Regions from separate parts of the Homo sapiens genome. Here region 1 is linked to region 2. The links are chromatin contacts, found by Hi-C or POLR2A ChIA-PET in ENCODE. All regions are on one chromosome and are shown on one strand. Each heading gives the region's core, a stretch centred on a gene start or an enhancer-like site at or near the end of the contact. The rest is flanking DNA. Distances are from core to core; before and after follow the strand shown.

The links. A loop is a pair of places that touch in the nucleus more often than their neighbours do. ChIA-PET counts read pairs that join two places held with the same protein, here RNA polymerase II (POLR2A). Pooled maps may share reads with other maps.
Region 1: a map with no recorded cell type shows a loop between it and region 2 (7-fold over the local background). The contact joins the promoter of SIGMAR1 here to the promoter of TOPORS in region 2. A Hi-C loop is called at or near these places in 2 of 37 single-sample maps with no recorded cell type and 3 of 50 pooled maps. POLR2A ChIA-PET finds 5 or more read pairs at or near these places in 1 of 52 experiments (AG04450).

What each region holds. Positions count from the first base shown.
Region 1 is chr9:34,636,430-34,639,715 of GRCh38, reverse strand. It overlaps SIGMAR1 (sigma non-opioid intracellular receptor 1), which reads left to right and starts at 1,929. Exons shown (of 4, transcript NM_005866.4): 1 at 1,929-2,169; 2 at 2,296-2,496; 3 at 2,627-2,719. The coding sequence starts at 2,019. RefSeq lists a silencer at 1,690-2,179.
Region 2 is chr9:32,550,908-32,553,900 of GRCh38, reverse strand. It overlaps TOPORS (TOP1 binding arginine/serine rich protein, E3 ubiquitin ligase), which reads left to right and starts at 1,315. Exons shown (of 3, transcript NM_005802.5): 1 at 1,315-1,467; 2 at 2,933-2,993. The coding sequence starts at 1,465. SMIM27 (small integral membrane protein 27) reads right to left here and starts at 1,574. Exons shown (of 2, transcript NM_001387564.1): 1 at 1,422-1,574; 2 at 894-1,100. The coding sequence starts at 1,466. The coding sequence ends at 978. It overlaps NDUFB6 (NADH:ubiquinone oxidoreductase subunit B6), which reads left to right. Exons shown (of 4, transcript NM_002493.5): 4 at 1-900. The coding sequence ends at 25. RefSeq lists enhancers at 827-1,540, 1,345-1,674, 1,685-1,894, 1,541-2,255 and a silencer at 2,535-2,754.

The DNA.
Region 1 (3,286 bases), core at 680-3,179, 2.1 Mb before region 2:
ATTTTTTGTATTTTAGTAGAGACGAGGTTTCACCATGTTGCCCAGGGTGGTCTCGAACTTCTGAGCTCAGGAAATCTGCCTGCCCACCTTGGCCTCCCAAAGTGCTGGGACTACAGGTGTGTGCCACTGTGCCTGGCCCTTTTTTTTTTTTTTTTTTTTTTTTTTTTTGAGGCAGAGTCTCCCTCTGTTGGCTCAACTGCAACCTCCACTTCCCAGGCTCAAGCGATCCTCCCACTTCGGCCTCCTGAGTAGCTGGGACTACAGGTGTGCGCCCCCACTCCTGACTAATTTTTGTACTTTTTGCAGAGATGGGGTTTCACCATGTTGCCAAGGCTGGTCTCGAATACCTGGACTCAAGTGTTCCGTCTGCCTCAGCCTCCCAAAGTGTTGGGATTACAGTTATGAGCCACCTCGCCCGGCCTCAGTTTCTTTCTTTAAGGTCAAAAATGTATGAGGCTACTTTTTTCCAGTTCCTTTATGTTTTATATATATAACCATCACATAAAATTCTCACCATGTGAGGCACTAACTGCTTTATAAATATTAACCCATCTAATCTCATCACAATGAAGATATGTACTATGAGGTAGGTACTTATCTCCATTCCATTTTACAGGTAAGAAAACTAAGTTACAGAGATTTTAAGTAAACTGCCCAAGATCAGACAACTAGTAGGTAGCAGGAGCCAGGCCTTGAACTCAGGCAGTCCAGCTCCAGAGTTTATTTCTTAATCACTGCACAATGCTACCTCTTTTCTCTTTTGTTTCTTTTCCTTTTTGCTTTCTTCTTCCTCTGCCTACCCTTTGCTGTTGGTGCTCTCCAGGGCTCTGTCTTTAGCCTTATCTTACTCTATTCTCTCTCCCTGTGAGATTTCATCCATTCTTAGAGGTTTTCTGTAGACTCTCCAGTGAGATCTCTAAGCTGGGGAGTAGGACCATTGTTTCTAGCCATATCCCTAATGGCCACCACAGAACTTGGCACATACAAGTGCCAACAAAGTATCTGAATGAATGACAACTCCCAGCTCTATCTCCAGACTGGAGCTGAGCTTCGAGACCTGGACACTCAACTGCCCACTAGACATGCAAAGGATGTTAGCCAAATAAGGGGAAAGTGGGGATAGGATAAAGGGGGAAAGAGTATTCCAGGAAGAAGAGATCAAGCCCTGCCAACTCCATTTCCAGAGTTGTTAAGCTCATTTCTTTCTTCCATCTCCACTGACACAGACCTTCCCTCTTACCTGGCCCACAGTCATGGTCTCCCTGACTCATCTTGCTCCCCTCCACTCGACAGTCCTGTGCCACTCGGTGGCAAAATCTAATCCCCTTCCTCCCTTGCTGATAACCCTCAGCTGGTTTACAAGGCCTCCTCTCACATTTTGTGCCGCAGAACAGAGAAGGAATTGTAGGCCCCTGAAGACCCCAAGCTGTCTCTCCTCGGAGGCCTTTGCTCTAGGGGCTGGTCCCTGTGGGCTGGCATGCCCCTTCTGCGAGCTCTTAAAGACACTGCTCAGGTGTCACCGCCTCTGGAATGCCCACCCTGGGGCTCCCAGCTTGAACTGCCTCCTCTCCGCTTCAGTCCTGGTAAAGGCGGGCCTTAACAATCGTTGAGTCCCAGAAGGCTTCACTTCCGGGCTCGTCTGCTTCACCAGCCAGTGAGCTCGGGCGAGCCCGTCCATTCTGGGTCTCACTATCCCCACACCTATCCGTATGTAGAGTGGCGCTAGCTAGGTCAGACCTCGCCTGAAGACCCTGACATCTGCCGCTGGGCGACTTGGCCCCGCCCCCTTGCCTCCCTTGCGCGGCACCGCCCCACTCCTCCGTGCTCCCCCCGAGGAAATGGTTCAACCGAAGGGCGGTGCCAAGGTGCCCGGGCCGCTCCGATTGGTCAGGGCGAGCCGTACCACGGCGGTGGCGGGGGAGCGCTTCGTGGGCAGCCGGCGGGCTCCGAGGCCGTGAGCGCAAAGCCTCAGGCCCCGGCTCCCTCCTGAGCTGCGCCGTGCCAGGCCGCCCGCCGGGATGCAGTGGGCCGTGGGCCGGCGGTGGGCGTGGGCCGCGCTGCTCCTGGCTGTCGCAGCGGTGCTGACCCAGGTCGTCTGGCTCTGGCTGGGTACGCAGAGCTTCGTCTTCCAGCGCGAAGAGATAGCGCAGTTGGCGCGGCAGTACGCTGGTGAGCGGGCAGAGGGCAGGGAGGGGAGCGGCCGGCCTGGGAGCGGAGCCTAGGGTTCCGAAGGCGCCATCCCCGGACCTAGGACCGGTGCCAGCCCTGACTCCGCCGCCCCTCTGCCTCCGCCAGGGCTGGACCACGAGCTGGCCTTCTCTCGTCTGATCGTGGAGCTGCGGCGGCTGCACCCAGGCCACGTGCTGCCCGACGAGGAGCTGCAGTGGGTGTTCGTGAATGCGGGTGGCTGGATGGGCGCCATGTGCCTTCTGCACGCCTCGCTGTCCGAGTATGTGCTGCTCTTCGGCACCGCCTTGGGCTCCCGCGGCCACTCGGGTCAGTGCTAGCGGCGGGCCAGACTGGGAGGCTGGGGTTGTAAAGGGGCCCATGCCCTCCTTTCTGATGTTTGGCTGGGCCATGCAATGGCGCGAATACCCTGATAGTGTCATGTGCGATTGTCACTCAGGGCGCTACTGGGCTGAGATCTCGGATACCATCATCTCTGGCACCTTCCACCAGTGGAGAGAGGGCACCACCAAAAGTGAGGTCTTCTACCCAGGTGGGTAAGAAGGCTCTGTCAGAGAAGTGGGTCCCTTCACGCGGGGGGTGCCCACAATTGCGGGGAGCATGGCATGGAAAAGGAGTGTGTTGGGGGGGCCCTCCTCATGGTTCCCTTCCTCCACCCTCCCATAAGCCACAGGTGATTGGTTGGGGCAGAGCTGAGGGACTCTTGCTTTCCTCTGTCAAGGGGAAACAAAACATAACAACTTCCTATTAAACATGTCTGATTTTTATCTGCCCAGGCACAATTTTGCCCAGACAGTATTCCAACAACTGTTGGGGAGACAATGGGTAATCAGAAATGCTCTCAATACCCCAAAAGACAAGACAGACAGTTATCTTTTTATTTGTTTGTTTTTTGAGATGGAGTCTTGCTCAGTCGCCCAGGCTGGCGTGCAGTGGCGCGATCTCGGCTCACTGCAAGCTCCGCTTCCCGGGTTCACGCCATTCTCCTGCCTCAGCCTCCCGAGTAGCTGGGACTACAGGCGCCCGCCACCACGCCCGGCTAATTTTTTTTGTATTTTTAGTAGAGACGGGGTTTCACCATACCAGCCAGGATGGTCTC
Region 2 (2,993 bases), core at 66-2,565:
AGAATTTCCTGATCAACATCATTAAAGATTATGTAAAAAGTTAAAAGGCTTATGAGCCTAAGTTTGTTCCTATATTACCATATTTACTGAATTTTCTGGAAAAGTAACTTTAATAAAGTTTAATCTCAGAAATTGTCATATCTGTTTTCAAGCATTGTACAATTTGAGACTGAGTAATTTAACAATAAGTAAAAAGTGGACATGCTAAACAAATATGAGAGACTACCTACTTTTTCTGGTCATTCTTGACTTGGAAAACGGTATGGAAAAGTATTTAGTTACATGTTTGTTTGTTTTTTTCTTACACAGTACTTACACTAATTTGGTATCAGGGTATGCAACAGTGAAATATCACAATAAACAAATGTAAGAACAGCAATTCCATGCACTTTTGTTTTAAGGAAATCTTTCCGGCCAGGCGCAGTGGCTCATGCCTGTAATCCCAGCACTTTGGGAGGCCGAGGCGGGCAGATCACGAAGTCAGGAGATCGAGACCATCATGGCTAACACAGTGAAACCCCGTCCCTACTAAAAATACAAAAAAATTAGCCGGGCGTGGTGGCGGGCTCCTGTAGTCCCAGCTACTGCGGAGGCTGAGGCACGAGATTGGTGTGAACCCAGAAGGCGGAGCTTGCAGTAAGCCGAGATAGTGCCACTGAGCCTGGGCGACAGAGCAAGACTCCGTCTCAAAAAAAAAAAAAGCTTTCCGAATCATTTTTGAAGAATTTAGAAACTTGATTGAAAAGCTTATTCCAACTATGATCTGACACTCAAGACTGTCAGATTTAGGTTGCTGTTAATTTTGTCATGAGAATGTAAAATACTAAAATCTCTAAGTGAAAAATTTGCATACTAGTGCTTGTTATAAAGGATAATGCAAAAATAAACTTGGGAACTTTGCATTATGAATTTTATTTTTATATCTACATAAGCATGAGGGAAAGAACTGTATTTTCAGATAATTAAATCCAGAAGAGTTACAAATTTTCATTCGTCCCAAAGATTTTGTCTGGGTATTTCTTCCTTAGCTGTCGTCTTGCAGACACCATCGAAGCATAGATGATGCAGCCCCAGGAGATTAAAACGATGGCAAGCAGCAACTAAACCAAAAATCGCAAAGGAGGTGTGAAATCTACCTGATATTTCCCCTCGCCCCCGTCAGGTTACCGTTGCCATTGCTAAGGTGGGAATTAAAGTAACAAAGTCGAATAAATGGGGTTCCAGTGGCGGGTACACCCAGCAGCCCTTACGTAAGAAGCGGAAGATCGTATCCTCCAGGAAGAGGCGGAGTCGAGGTGAGGGAGTGAAATGCTTAATTCAGGAATGGATTTTGGAGTTTCTGGGTGCTGAAGAAATAGGGCCTTTCCGCCTGCGGGCCCAGTGAGTCGACACGGTGGGGGCCCGCGATCCCCGGGACTTACCACTGAATAAATCCAGTCCAGCGTGCGACGACTTACTGGCTTCATGGTAAGGAGGCGGCAGCAGTCCGCGGGAGCTGGCGGGAGCTGCGGGCCTTACAGTAACCTCCCAGGCGGTGGCTGCCAGGCGCCAGCAGCCATCTTTTAGCCGGGCACGAGCGCCCGCCCACTCGCTTCGTGCAGCGCTGTCGCTGGCCTCTTCCGCCCGGAGTTGGGGGGCGGTATCACGTGATCGGGGGCCTTGCCCGCCTTTTAGAGAGGGGAATAAACGAGAAAATGTTAAAAATTGCTTTTTTTTTTTTTTTTTTGCCAACTAAGGAGATAGGCGTACCTCCACTGGTTTTCTTTCTAGTTGCAATGCAATATTAATGCAGGATAAGGTGCTGTCGTGTCCATTTAAAAGTTAATTTGAAAAACAATCCACGTTTTAAATATTACGTCTGGCTCTAAAGCTGGAAGAATTAACGCTTTCTCCCCCGCTCCCTCCCCCACGCCTCCCCGCATCTGATACCACACGATTTAGATGGACGTTCGCCTGTTCATCTTTGACGTAAAAATACCACCCACTCTTTTATATGTGACAAATCGTTGTGGGAACCCCTGTAAATCGAGCCATTCTTCAGAAACGTATAGCGTAATGTATATCTCTAAGAAGAAATACGTGGGACGCGTTACCCGCCATAATGTATCAGTCAAGCAACAAGTGTTTGTTGAGCGTGTCTGATGTTCTTGAACTGCCGCGCGTGAGATACTAAGCCCCGAGCACGGCAGTTTGGTGGGCGAGCGTACCAGGTTCAGCTCTAGAATGTTTGGGGCGCTCACATTTGAGGCCTGAGGAGTAGAATCTGGCAACGGGCCGCTTAGGCTCTAGACGTTCTTTATACCTCGCAGTTATCTTAAAAGAGTTTTAGTCTAGATTTCAGGGAGTGGGAAGGGGAAGAGCGGAGAAAAACGTGGTCTGTTTAGGGAGGAGTCCAGGCCCTGTTTTGTTAGGTTGTCCTGTTTCTCCCCAGCCTGGAGGGGATCCCTCTCTGAAGACTTTATAGGATACTGGTTGGGCTCTGGTTTGGGATCCCGTTGGACTCCTGGTGTTGCTTCCGGGAGGCGTACAACAGGAGGTGAGAGACTTCAAGTCCATCTAACAATTCCCCTATCTAGACACTAAAGATAATTTCCTAAGTTTCCGCAGAGTTTGGTAAGGTTGAAACGACATCGAACTAGTTCTCGTGTTTTCCGGGTAAGTTAGGGGCGAACATTCAGTCAGTGTCCCCAGTGGCTGAGTACCAGTAACAAGATGGGGAGGGTCGCGCTGCCCTCCTCCGGGGTCTGGAGCGGCGGGGGAGGGGCCGCATTTGGGCCGGTGCGCTGAGCCCCGCCCCCGAGGCCGGCGTCCATCTGCTGCGCATGCGTGAGGAAGGCGGGTGTTGTGTTTTGATGCGCGGGAGCTGGGGGGTGGGTCTCGCTCTCTGCCCTGCTTCCGAGCTGCCATTGGTGATGAGCCCTTTGCGTCACAGGGGTCGCAGCCGCCGCTGGGGTCTCCGCTGTCTCGCGAGGAGGGTGAAGCGCCCCCGCCTG